2 separate regions of the Homo sapiens genome follow, and region 1 is linked to region 2. The links are chromatin contacts, found by Hi-C in ENCODE. All regions are on one chromosome and are shown on one strand. Each heading gives the region's core, a stretch centred on a gene start or an enhancer-like site at or near the end of the contact. The rest is flanking DNA. Distances are from core to core; before and after follow the strand shown. Region 1 holds the start of ZNF879 (zinc finger protein 879). Region 2 holds the start of TMED9 (transmembrane p24 trafficking protein 9).

Evidence for each region. A loop is a pair of places that touch in the nucleus more often than their neighbours do. Pooled maps may share reads with other maps.
Region 1: a loop to region 2 is called in a pooled map, with 13 times the contacts of the local background. The contact joins the promoter of ZNF879 here to the promoter of TMED9 in region 2. A Hi-C loop is called at or near these places in 4 of 50 pooled maps.

What each region holds. Positions count from the first base shown.
Region 1 is chr5:179,020,096-179,026,870 of GRCh38, forward strand. It overlaps ZNF879 (zinc finger protein 879), which reads left to right and starts at 3,709. Exons shown (of 5, transcript NM_001136116.3): 1 at 3,709-3,809; 2 at 4,875-4,942. The coding sequence starts at 4,910. RefSeq lists an enhancer at 3,337-3,838.
Region 2 is chr5:177,586,691-177,593,452 of GRCh38, forward strand. It overlaps TMED9 (transmembrane p24 trafficking protein 9), which reads left to right and starts at 5,513. Exons shown (of 5, transcript NM_017510.6): 1 at 5,513-5,708; 2 at 5,885-5,985. The coding sequence starts at 5,525. RefSeq lists an enhancer at 6,718-6,762.

The DNA.
Region 1 (6,775 bases), core at 2,459-4,958, 1.4 Mb after region 2:
TGCTTTCTTATAAATATTTTAACGTACATATTTAAACATAAAAAATGATATCCATCTAAAATTAATTGTTATCTATGTCTATTCCCCTGAATAAGACAAGAACCTTAGCATGCCATCGCATCTTCTATTCCTTCACTGTCACTCTCTTTTGTGATCATCTGGGTTTTTCATCCTGTTATTAAATTACCTTCAAAATGCCTTAAGAATCATTTTGACTCAGATACATTTTACTTGTTGATTTACTTACTACAGTATCTTGTAATCCATGCAAGTTTTACTTTCTTCGATTCTTCTTTTTTCTTTTCTTTTTTTTTTTTTTTTTTGAGACGGAGTCTCGCTGTCGCCCAGGCTGGAGTGCAGTGGTGCGATCTGGGCTCACTGCAGGCTCCGCCCCCCGGGGTTCACGCCATTCTCCTGCCTCAGCCTCCCAAGTAGCTGGGACTACAGGCGCCCGCCACCACGCCCGGCTCATTTGTTTGTATTTTTAGTAGAGACGGGGTTTCACCGTGTTAGCCAGGATGGTCTCGATCTCCTGACCTCGTGATCTGCCCGCCTCGGCCTCCCAAAGTGTTGGTGTTACAGGCGTGAGCCACCGCGCTCGGCTAATTTTTTATATTGTTAGTAGAGATGGGGTTTCACTGTGTTAGCCAGGATGGTCTCGATCTCCTGACCTCGAGATCTGCCCACCTCGGCCTCCCAAACTGCTGGTATTACAGGCGTGAGCCACCGCACCCGGCCTTTTTTTTTTGGGGGGGGGGGGACAGGTCTCCCTGTGTGGCCCAGGCTGGAGTGCAGTCGTGAAATTTCGGCTCACTGCTATCTCTGCCTCCCTGGCTCAAGTGATTCACCCACCTCAGCACCCCACCCCAACCCCTAGTAGCTGGGACCATAGGCGTGCGCCACGATGCCCGGCTAATTTTGTTTTTGTGGTTTTTTTTTTTTTGGAGGGGGGTGGGGAGACATGGAGTTTCACTACGTTGCCCAGACTGGTCTCGCGCTCCCGAGCTCAAGCCATCTGCCCACTTTGGCCTCTGAAAGTGTTGGGACTACAGGTGTGAGCCACTGCGCCCGGCGGGATTCTTCTTTTTTTAAATGAGTTACATTCATTACTAATTCTAGCAGAGATACTCTATGAATTGGAATCTATGTAAATACATTCATCCTCCAAATGCCTTTGCTTCACTCACAATCCAATGCAAGATTGGAAGGTTATAGTATTCTACAGAATCTATAGTACTCTATTTAAATTCCAAATCATTTTCTGTTTGAAATCTGAGGACATTGCTCCACACCATCTTCTAGAACCCGTGTTGCTGAGAAGCCTGATGTCAGCTGCACTTTCTTTGGTTCGTCTAGAGTAGTGGACTTTCTTGGTTACCTAATATCCTCTCGCCTTCCTAATTCTCAACAGAACCTAGATTTTGTTTACATATCCACATCACATCCAGCTCCTGAGGATCAGGGTGGAGAAAAGGAAGAAACGTGTTTGTTTGTTTTTTTCTGAGAGTGTCGCTCTGTCCCCCAGGCTGGAGTGCAGTGGCGCGATCTCAGCTCACTGCAACCTCCGCCTCCCGGGTTCAAGCAACTGCCCTGCCTCAGCCTCCCAAATAGCTGGGATTACAGGCTTGAGCCACCACCCCCGGCCAAAACCTGGTTTTTGCTGACATCATAGAACCACCGATTCTTCTCTAGCCGGAGTCTGCCCCAGTGATTTCTTGCTATTCCTTATTCATTTCAGCCAACTTGAGCAGTTCCATCTTCTGTGACTTGTAGCAAATAACACATGCCAACCTTTTATTCCGTCTTTTCTGGCCACTTTTAGGGGTTCCTATTTATCCTCAGAGTTGTGATATTTCATCGAGGATGTATTTTTTATGGGCCATCCCTACCCTAGCTCATTCATTATGCCAAACTCCCTACATTTTATTTACTCTGAAGACTCAGGGCTTCCTCAGCTTGAATGTGTTTTCTGCTATATCTCTATCACTATTTCTGTATGTAATCAATCTGTTATTATTCCCCCTCCCCATTTTCTCTGCTTTCTTCTGAATCTTTTTATTAGATTTTGGGTATCAGAGCACTTGTCTCCTGCATGTCTTCCAAATGTTTCCTCAATTTCTGGTGTTCTGATGGTATTTTTCTAGAGTTGCATTAGATTTGCTCCTTTGAAAATTATATGTGTTTGGGGTTACTTTGAAGAATATGAAGAGAAAAAGGGAGGTAATCATGGGTACTCAGTCTGGCACCTTTTACTTTGTAAATCTCAATGCTATGTTGTTTTGTCAATAATGGTCTATAACTGTCATATCTTTATTATTATTATTTTAAAATAATAATTAAATATAGAAATAACATATGGTCCAGAAATGGAATTGCCCATGTGTTAATTCTACATTTAATTTTTTTTTGAGGAACTGCCATACCGTTTTCCAGCGCAGCGCTACCATTTTACATTCCCACCATTAAGGCACAAGGATTGTTTTCTGGTTTTCTTTTTTTTCCAAATTTTATAATAGCCAACCTAATGAGTGTGAAATCGCAGTGGATGTTTGATCTGCTTTGATCTGCATTCCCCTAATGATTAGTGATGTGCATTATTATCTTTTAACAATATAAAACATCCATTTTGTTCGATTTAATTATTTTTACATTGCAATAATCTTTGTATTGTTGTAACATCGTGATCCAAGATTTCTTTTTCATATTATCTACCTGATATCTCTTAGTCCCTCTCTGCATTTTCTATCTTCAAGTACCCTTTGTGTTTAGGTTTGTCTCTGTAAACGCTAATGTTTGATATTTTAAAAATCAACACTTTCTGAGCACATAGTATTTGGCGTGTACAGTGCCGGTCACCGAGGATGCAGTTGTGATGATAGCGCTGGGAGTTGGGCTTTATTTTACGTTTTAAAGAAGTCACTTCAAAAGAAGTGAGTGCCATGAAGAGGGAAATACTAGGCTTATGCTTTTGTTTTACTCTGAGTGCCAGTAAATATGTAAAGATTACAAAAATTTATTTATTTATTTATTTATTTATTTGAGACAGAGTCTTGCTCTGTCACCCAGGCTGGAGTGCAATGGCGCGATCTGAGCTCACCGCAACCTTCGCCTCCCAGGTTCAAGCGATTCTCCTGCCTCAGCCTCCCGAATAGCTGGGATTACAGGCATGTGCCACCACGCCCGACTAATTTTTCGTGTTTTCGTAGAGACAGGGTTGCACCATGTTGGCCAAGATGGTCTCGGTCTCCTGACCTTGTGATCCGCCCACCTCGGCCTCCCAAAGTGCTGCGATTACAGGCATAAGCCACCGCGCCCGGCCGAGATTATAAAATTTAGACATAATTCATTTTTAATTAAAATCGCAGAATGGACTGTAATAGTTCTGTCACCACCTGCGAATAATCAGCAGCGGCTAGTCTTCCAGATTTAAAAATTCATACTCACTTTTCCGTCTTACTATTTTTGTCATTCTAATTACGAATACAATGGGTGGTTTAGCGGAGGGAGAGTAGTTGGAGCCCAAGCTGAGGGACTCGGCTTCAGCCTTCTCGAACTCCACAGCCCGACCGCGTTCTCCGCTCTCGGCGCTGTGGTTCTCTCTCGGACACCGTAAGTGGTGGTGCCGCAGCGACGTCTGGGAAATGAAGTCCGGAGGGACAAACGCTGCGGTTCAGCCAGGGAAACCCGTCGGCTCTCCGGCGCGCAGGCGCAGTTGCGCCCGGCAGCGACGGGAAACGTCTCTGAATTAGGTGTTCCGCTCGCCTCTTGTGCGGTGTGGAGCTGCGCGCCCCCCGCCGAGGCGGGCCCAGGTACAGGCTGCCGGTGAGGGCGGGCCCGGGGCGTGCGGCTGCCGCGGCGGGACCAGGACGAGGGCTGGCCTCTGCGCGTGTCTGCCGAGTCCCCGGCTCCGGGCGTCCGAGCCGGGGCGGCCTCGGCAGGTGAACCCGGCCCCGGAGGGGGCGTGGCCTGGGAAGGGCCTGGCGGAGGCCGGGAGGGCGCTTCGACGCCGCTGGACTCCTGGGCCGCAGCCTGGGCCGGACTCCGGGGGAAACGGCTCCAGAACAGAAACTGCAAAATGCCGCCTCGGTTCAGGGTCCGGAGCCCTCCGGGCGGTTTTTCGCTCTTAGTGTTTGTGGGTTTAAGCCTCCCCCTACTCCGTTTCCCGGAGTTTAAACTTTAGATTTACTCGTTTTTGGCAGTCTTGCACGTTTGGCAGTGTTTTCCTACAGCCAGTCCTAGAGTGATTTAACTATTTCTTTTTTTATTTACCGTAACCATGTCCACTTGCTACGTTTCTTCCCATTTCTCTAAATTTTAAATCAATTTCTAGCTAGTGATGCTGTTTTCTTGCGCCCTTGTTTTTTTGGGGCCAGGGAGAATGGGTAACGCTACCTTTAAGCAGCTTTGATAACTGTTTTTGATAAAGGAAGTAAATCTTACAAGAGGAAGAAAAGAGGACTAATTTTTGGTTGGCTGTTCCTAAAAAAGAGCATCAGTTCTTCAACTGCTGTTTTTCGTATTGAACAACATCCAAGTGCAGATGTGTGGAATATTGTGTCATTTCCTATTACTTTATCTGAATGAGCCTTGCCTGATTCTGCCCTTGACCCTGTTAAGGCACGGCAGATGGTCTTCATCCCTTCGCTCCTTTCGTCTTTATCGTAAAGCACTGGCAGAAAGGTAGCAGGCCCGGTGACTCTGAACCTGCTTCCCACACTGGTTTAAGTGGCCGGACTTAGGGCCCCTCTGGCCTGGGCAGTTCCAGGCTCCTTCTCTGCAGGTGCTCAGCTTATGGCTTCTAACCTGGTCTGGCCTAATGAGGGTGGGCATGCAGGCTGGATGAAAAGACCTCACAGCTTTTTTCTCCATTCCAGGTGCCTTCTCCAAGAGAGGCAGCAGGGAGGGAGAAATGGCAAGGAGGTTGCTGCCAGCCCATGTACAGGTGAGTGAAGGCTTCTTTTTGCTTGAACTGCCTTCAGGGTCTAGACGTGGTAAACTTCTTCATCTGTTGTTGAGCTTCTCTACCCAGTGAAGCTCAGGGAAGGACCAGAGGGCTTGGTAGCTGAGAAACTCTGGAAGGAAGGTGTTTCCCTTGCCTCAGAGCCTGTCTCATGCTTTTTTTTTTTTTTCTTTCCCTTTTTTGAGACAGGGTCTCACTCTGTTACCCAGGCTGGAGTGCAGTGGCACGGACATGGCTCACTGCAGCCTCAACCTCCCTGGTAGCTGGGACTACAGGCATGTGTGCCACCACACCCAGCTAATTTTTGTATTTTTAGTAGAGACCAGGCTTCAACAAGTTGGCAAGGCTGGTCTTGAACTCCTGACCTCAAGCAATCTGCCCGCCTCAGCCTCCTAAAGTGTTGGGACTATGGGCGTGAGCCACCGCGCCCGGCCCCCAGTCTCATGCTTTTTGACAAAGAATTTAATGGGGCTCCAATGCCAGGCCACTGCCACTACCAGAGCTTTGTGAAAGATCCAGGTGTTTTTGCCCTGTGGAGGACAAAGACACGGAGGAGTTAAATAATTCCTTCCTAACACGGGGAATTTGAAAAAGAGAGGCCCTGTATTCCCAGGACCTTGGGAGGCCAAGGTGGGCAGATCACTTGAGGTCAGAAGTTCAAGACCAGCCTGACCAACATGGTGAAACCCGGTCTCTACTAAAAATACAGAAGTTAGCTAGGGATGGTGGTGCATGCCTATAGTCCCAACTGCTCTGGAGGCTGAGGCAGGAGAATCACTTGAACCCGGGAGGCAGGGGTTGAAGCGAGCGGAGATCATGCCACTGCACTCCAGCCTGCGTGACACAGCGAGACTCCGTCTCAAAAAAAAAAAAAGCCAGGTGTGGTGGGTCTGGTGGTGCGCTCCTGTAATCCCAGTTAGTCCGGAGGCTGAGGCAGGAGAATCACTTGAACCCGGAAGGTGGAGGTTGCAGTGAGCTGAGATTGTGCCATTGCACTCCAGCCTGGTGACAGAGCAAGACTCCATCTCAAAAAAAAAAAAAAAAAAACAAAGAAAGAAAAATATGTCTGAAGGAGATAAGCTTTGTACGCCTTTGTGATTCTGTACAGGATGCTCAATTCAGCATTTCTAGAGTATGAACAAAGTGCAAACAACCTAAACATCCAGTGCTAGGGGAGTTACATAAACTAGATCATCTGTACACTGAACTACTGGGCAGCATGTAAACAGTGGTGACCAGGATGCTGTTATTTGTATAATGTGATTTTATTTTTATTTAAATATAGAACCATATTTGCATGAAAATCACCTGAAGAGACATAGCAAAAAGTTAACTTTTTCTGGTGGTAGAAAGTTAGATGAGCACTTCTTGTTGTTTTGCTTATTGATCTTTTAGAATTTTCTAGTAAGCTTTTTTAAGATGATTCGTTTTGTTTTGTTTTTTAAGAGACAGGATCTTACTCTGTTGCCCAGGCTGGAGTGCAGTAGTGTGATCACACGTCACTGCAGCCTCGACCTCCTGGGCTCAGGCAAGCCTTTTGTCTCAGCCTTCTGAATAACCGGGACTACAGGCGCATGCCACCACACCCAATTAATTAAAAAAAAATTATTTTTTGCAGAGATGAGGTCTCTCTATGTTGCCCAGGCCGGTCTTGAACTTCTGGGCTCAAGTAATCCTCCTTTCTCGGCCTCCCAAAGTGCTGGGATTATAGGCGTAAGCCACTGTGCCCAGCCAAGAAGATGACTCTCAAGAAGGGGAGATGGCCCTAGTTCAGAGCAGTAACATGCCATCCAGTGAAGGAGGAGAGAGATAGAA
Region 2 (6,762 bases), core at 4,263-6,762:
ACCCAAAAATAGATGCAGAGACAGCAACTATACACATTTATGGCATCTGGTGTTGGTATTTTCACAAATTGTGTTCAATTTATGAAAATTCACTGAGAGGTAAACATTTAGCTTATGCACTTTTCTGTCTTTTTTTTATGCTTCAGTAAAACATTTACAAAGCAGCTTCCTCTCCCACAATAGCTCCCCAAACCCCTGTTCCTCTTTTATATAAGCAGGCATAGTTACCAATTTCTTACTGATAACCAGATGGCCATTCTTTTTTCATGGCGATATAATATTTAATTATAGAAGTGTGCCATAATTTATTTTATTTTTTTGAGACAGAGTGTCACTCTGTCGCCAAGGCTGGAGTGCAGTGGCATGATCTCAGCTCACTGCAACCTCCGCCTCCCGGGTTCAAGTGATTCTCCTGCCTCAGGCTCCCGAGTAGCTGGGATTACAGGTGTGTGCTATCATGCCTGGCTAATTTTTGTATTTTTAGTAGAAACGGGGCTTTACCATGTTGGCCAGGCTGGTCTCGAACTCCTGACTTCAGGTGATCCATCTACCTTGGCCTCCCAAAGTGTGGGGATTACAGGCGTGAGCCACTGCACCTGGTCCATAATTTCTTTCTTTTAATTTTTATTTATTTATTTATTGAGACAGGTCTCACTGTCACCCAGGCTAGAGTACAGTGGCACAATCACAGCTCACTGCAGCCTTGACCTCCTGGGCTCAAGCAATCCTCCCACTTCAGCCTCCTAAGTAGCTGGGACTACAGGAATGTGCCACCACGCCTGGCTAAGTAGTTGGGACTACAGGTGCGAGCCACAACACCCGGCTAATTTTTGTATTTTTTTGTAGAGACAGGATTTCACCATGTTGCCCAGTCTGGTCGTGAACTCCTGAGCTCAAGCAGCTCTCCTGCTTCAGCCTTCCAAAGTGCTGGGATTACAGGTGTGAGCCACCACACCCGGCCTATTTTTAAAATATCTTATTAGTGGAATAGATATAAATCAAAGTTATTAAAGTAGCTGCATCTGGAAAGGGATGGAGGGAATAAGGATTTAATTTTATTTGTAATAATTTTGTTCTTTAAAACATACCTGATAGTTTAGGACTTCTGCTTCTGAGAAGATGATATAGACATACTTTTCTCCATTCCTCTGGCTAGGTACAACCAAAATCCTAACTAAAAGAGGAGTCTCAAATCAATAATCTAAACTACTTCTGGCCGGGTGCAGTGGCTCATGCCTATAATCTCAGCACTTTGGGAGGCTGAAGAGGGCAGATCACCTGAGGTCAGGGGTTCGAGACCAGCCTGGGCAACATGGTGAAACCCCATCTCTACTAAAAATACAAAAATTAGCAGAGCATGGTGACACATGCCTGTAATCCCAGCTACTTGGGAGGGTGAGGCAGGAGAATCGCTTGAACCTGGGAGGTGGAGGCTGCGATGAGCCGAGATGTTGCTACTGTACTCCATCCTGGGTGACAGAGTGAGACCTTGTCTCAAAAATCAAAACAAAACAAAACAACAAAAAAACCCCACAAACTTCTACTTCAAGTCACTAGAATAAGAAGAACAAACTAAATCCAAAGCAAGCAGAAGAGGAAAAAATAACAAGCAGAAACCAATGAAATTAAAAACAGAAAAGCAACAGAGAAAATCAATGACACAAAAAGCTGATTCTTTGAAAAGACTGATAAAATTGACAAACCTCTTACAAGACTGATACAGAAAAAAGAAGACATAAATCACCAGTATCAGTAATGAAACGGGTGACATCAGTACAGACCCTGCCCACATCAGAAGGATCATAAGAGAATAATTCCACGGACAACTTTACATACATATGTGGGGGTGTGTGCTGCAGACCTCAACTCAACGACAGATGAATAATGTACACTGACACAGATATTCTGCTTGTCAGTCAGGCCGATTGTCCAGGCCCCCTACAGACTCCCAGGAGAGTGCTGTACATTTGCAACGTGGCCCCGACTCCCCGCCTCCTACTCGCTGGCCTTCTCGTCATTTACTTAGCACACATTAAACACAGCAAAAGTCTCAAGTAAACACCATTAGAGGGTAATCAACCTGGTCGCCTTCCCCTGCCTCCCCCAGAGCGCCATCCTGCCCGCGAATGATTAAAGGTTACTTTTAGAACCACATGAGTAAACAAGCTATTTAGATAGACTCCTCTACATTCCTATGTTACTTACCCTTGCTATGGCTCAAAGAGGATTAGGCCGCTTTCAGCCAAACTATCTGAAGCTAAGCAAAAACCTTTTGGCCTTCCAAGTTTTGTGTTTTATTGTATAATTTTCCCCACCATCCTGACTGAACCTCTACATACATAAATGTAACAATTTAGGCAAAATAGATCAATTACTCAAAAAGCACACACTATCACAACTTACTAGTATGAAATAGATACTTTGAATAGCCCTATAGCTATTAAGGAAATTTAATTCATAATTAAAACACTCCCCAAAAGGAAATTTCAAGGCCCAGATGATTACACTGGAGCATTCTACCACACTTTTGTTTTTTTTTTTGAGATGGAGTTTCACTCTTGTTGCCCAGGCTAGAATGCAAAGGTGCCTTCTCAGCTCACCAAACCTCTGCTTCCCAGGTTCAAGTAATTCTCCTGCCTCAGCCTCCCGAGGAGCTGGGATTACAGGCATGTGCCACCACACAGGCTAATTTTGTATTTTTAGTAGAAACAGGGTTTCTCCATGTTGGTGAGGCAGGTCTCGATCTCCTGACCTTGTGATCCTCCCGCCTCGGTCTCCCAAAGTGCTGGGATTACAAGCGTGAGCCACCGTGCCCGGCCAAAGTTGACTGTTTTTAACTGTACACTTCAGTGGGATTAAGTACATTATATTGCCATAGAACTCTCACCACCATCCATCTACAGAACTCTTTTTATCTTGGAAAACTGAAACTCTATACCTATTAAACAATAACTTCACTCTCCCTGTCCTCCAGTCCCTGGCAACCACCATTCTGCTTTCTGTCTCTGTGATTTTGACGACTCTAGTACCTCATATACATGGAATTACCCAGTATTTATCATTTTATGTCTGGCTTAGTCCACTTAGCGTAATGTTTCTTCAAGATTCATCTATGTTGTAGCATGTGTCAGAATTCCCATCCTTTCTAAGGCTGAAAGGATTTCCATTGTGTGGATGTACCATATTTTGCTTATCTATTCATCTACTGATGAAGAACTGGGTTGCTTCCATTTTTTTTTTTGCTTGTGAATAATGCTGCTGTGAACATATGTGTACAAATATCTCTTTGAGACCCTACTTTTAATTATTTTGAGGATATCTCTAGATATGGACTTGCTGAATCATATGGTAATTCTATTTTTATTTATTTATTTTGAGACAGTGTCTTGCTTTGTCACCCAGGCTGGAGTGCAGTGGCATGATCACAGCTCACTGTAGCCTTGACCTCCCAGGCTCAAGCAATCCTCTTGCCTCAGCCTCCTGAGTAGCTGGGACTACAGGCGCATGCCACCAGATCCAGTTAATTTTTGTATTTTTTGTAGAGATGGGGTTTCGTCATGTTGCCCCGACTGGTCTCGAACTCCTGGGCTCAAGCAATCCTCCTGCTTCTGCCTCCCAAAGCGCTGGAATTATAGGCGTAAGCCACCATGCCCAGCCTATTTTCACTTTTTTGAGGAATCATTATACGGTTTTCCACAGTGTCTGTACCATTTTACATTCCCACCAACAGTGCACAAGGGTTCAATTTCCCCACATCCTTGCCAATGCTTGTAGTTTCTTTCTTTTCCTTTTTTTTTTTCTAGTGGCCATCTTAATGGGTATATGACGTAGTATCTCATTGTTCTTTATCTCATTGTGATTTGTGTTTCTCTAATGATTAGTGATGTTGAGTATCTTTTCATGTGCTCACTGGCCACTTGTTGATCACTGGAGAAATGTCTATTCAAGCCCTTTGTTGTGGTTTTTGAATGAGATTGTTCTTATTTTGTTGCTGAGTTTTAGGAGTCTCTGCATATTCTGGATATTAATCCTTTGTCAGATATATGATTTGCAAATATTTTCTTCCATTCTGTGGGTTGCCTCTTTACTCTGCTACAGAGTCTTTTGATGCACAAAATGTTTTAATTTTCATAAAGTCCAATTTGTCTATTTTTTCTTTTGTTGCCTGTGCCTTTAGTGTCATATCCAGGAAGTCTGTTGCCAAATCCGATGTGGTAAACCCTTTGCCATATGTTTTCTATGAGTTTTATGCTTTGGGATTTTAAAAGTTGTGGGTCTTTTTGGGTGAATTTTTATCTATGGTGTTAGAGAAGGAACCACCTTCACTTTTTTGCATGTGGATATCCAGTTTTCCCAGCACCATTTGTTAGAAAGACTGTCCCTCCTCCCCGCATTGAATGGGCTTGGTCTCCTTGTTAAAAATTATTTGACCATATATGGGAGGGCATATCTTGGGGCTCTCTATTGTATTCCATTGGTCTATATGTCTGTCTATATGCCAGTACCACACTGTCTTGATGACTGAAGCTTGGAAGTAAGTTTTGAAATCAGGAAGTGTGAGTTCTTCAGCTTTATTCTTATTTTTCAGGATTGTTTTGGCTAATCGAAATCCCTTGAGAGTATATGAATTGTAGAATGAGTTTCTCTGTTTCTACAAAAAATGTCATTGGGATTTTGACAGGAATTGCATTAAATCTGTAGATTGCTTTGGATAGTATTGACATCTTAACTATATTAAGTAAGGATGATTTTTTTTAAATTACTGATTCAATCTCCTCACTAGTTATAGGTTTATTCAGATTATATTATCTATTCTGAGTCAGTTTTGCATTTCTATGAATTTGTCCATTTCATCTACGTTATCCAATTTGTTGGCTTATATTTGCTCATAGTACTCTCTTATGATCCTTTCTATTTCTGTAGAATTGCTAGTAACGAGCCATTGCAGTTGGGATCTGGCAGCAGAGGCTGTGTGTGTGTTTGTGTGTGTGTGTGATCGGAGAAATGCTTGAGAGGGTAACACCCGATTTAGGAGTGGACAGGGTATGAGGACAAAGAAGTGGTAATGGGAGACCTTGCCTTTTATTTCTTTTAATCTTTTTTGATAATACATTTGTGCATTATTTGGTCGTTCTCTTTAAATTCATTTTTAAAGGTAGAAGCAAATCAAGACTGGTAGATGCTGTGCCAAGGAAAGTCAGGGATCCTAGGTTCGAATCCTGTCTCTGTTCGCAATTCGCTCCGCAACCTCAAACAAACGACCTCAGTTTCATCTATGAAAAGCTGGTAACCATCGTCAGTTGCCAGGCCATGAAGAGAGTCAACGGAAATAAGTTTTTATTCTAGGGCACCCGCTCTCTCTCAGGTAAAAGCCGCGCCCCAATCAGGTACTGCCGCGCCAGGGCCGCGGGACATCTCGGGATTTGTGGTCCACCCGGCGGAACTCGCGGTCCCGGCAGGCACCGCGGCGGCGGCAGGGCGACGTGGCGCGGCCGGCTGCGGCTGCGCAGGCAGGTGGAGCAAGATGGCTGTGGAGCTGGGCGTGCTGCTCGTCCGGCCCCGGCCCGGAACCGGGCTGGGTAGAGTGATGCGGACCCTCCTGCTGGTGCTGTGGCTGGCGACGCGCGGAAGCGCGCTCTACTTTCACATCGGAGAGACGGAGAAGAAGTGCTTTATTGAGGAGATCCCGGACGAGACCATGGTCATAGGTGCGGGGGCGGGGAGGAAGGGGCGAGTTTGGAACGTGACCGTGGTCTTGGGGCGGGGGATGCGAGACAGTCAGCTCTCTAGAGCCGGGAGGAGACGGCCTCGCCGTGCCCAGGCGGTCGCGGAACCCATGCCACCTCGCGCTCCTCTGACCTGGGCTCGCCCTGCTTCCCTCAAGGAAACTACCGGACGCAGCTGTATGACAAGCAGCGGGAGGAGTACCAGCCGGCCACCCCGGGGCTTGGCATGTTTGTGGAGGTGAAGGACCCAGAGGACAAGGTGAGCCAACCGCCCCCCTCCTCTCCGCCAGCCTCTCAGCTAGGCGGGCTCCGGTACTTCCTCTTCTAGTTCCTGCATCTGCTAAAGTGGGAGAGACAGTTGATGTTGTGGGAATATCCTGCTGACTTGCAGACCCCGCCCGGTCTGTGAAATGGGCGGATTAATTGTGGTGATAAAAATCAAAGAGTTTTGTCAACTCTTAAAGTCATCTAGACTTTAAGATTTCACAGAACATGATACTTTCCCCACAAAATGAGCAGCTTTTAATCTTCCCAAGTAAGGATATTAAAACGAACGGCAAAACCCTTCAGCTCTCACCTTCTGTCACTTTTCGTTAAAAAACTCATGGCGGGGTGTGGTGGCTCTTGCCTGTAATCCCAGCACTTTGGGATGCCGAGGCGGGTGGATCACTTGAGGCCGGGAGTTCAGGACCGGCCTGGGCAACCTCCGTCTGGCAAACCCCGTCTCTAGTAAAAATACAAAAAAAAAAAAAAAAAAAAATGAGCCGGGTGTGGTGGCGCACACCTCTAATACCAGATACTTGGGAGGCTAAGGCACGATAATTGCTTGAACCTGGGAAGCTGAGGCTGCAGTGAGCTGAGATAGCATCACTGCACTCCAGCCAGGACGACAGAGTGAGACTCTGTCTCAAAAACAAAAACAAAAAAGAACCCCCCAAAAAACAACTCACACCAAAAAAGTTGAAAGGGCATAAGCTATAAAGGAAAGCCCTTCCCAAGAGCAGTCAGTCACTTGCCACCCTAATGTCAGACTCTC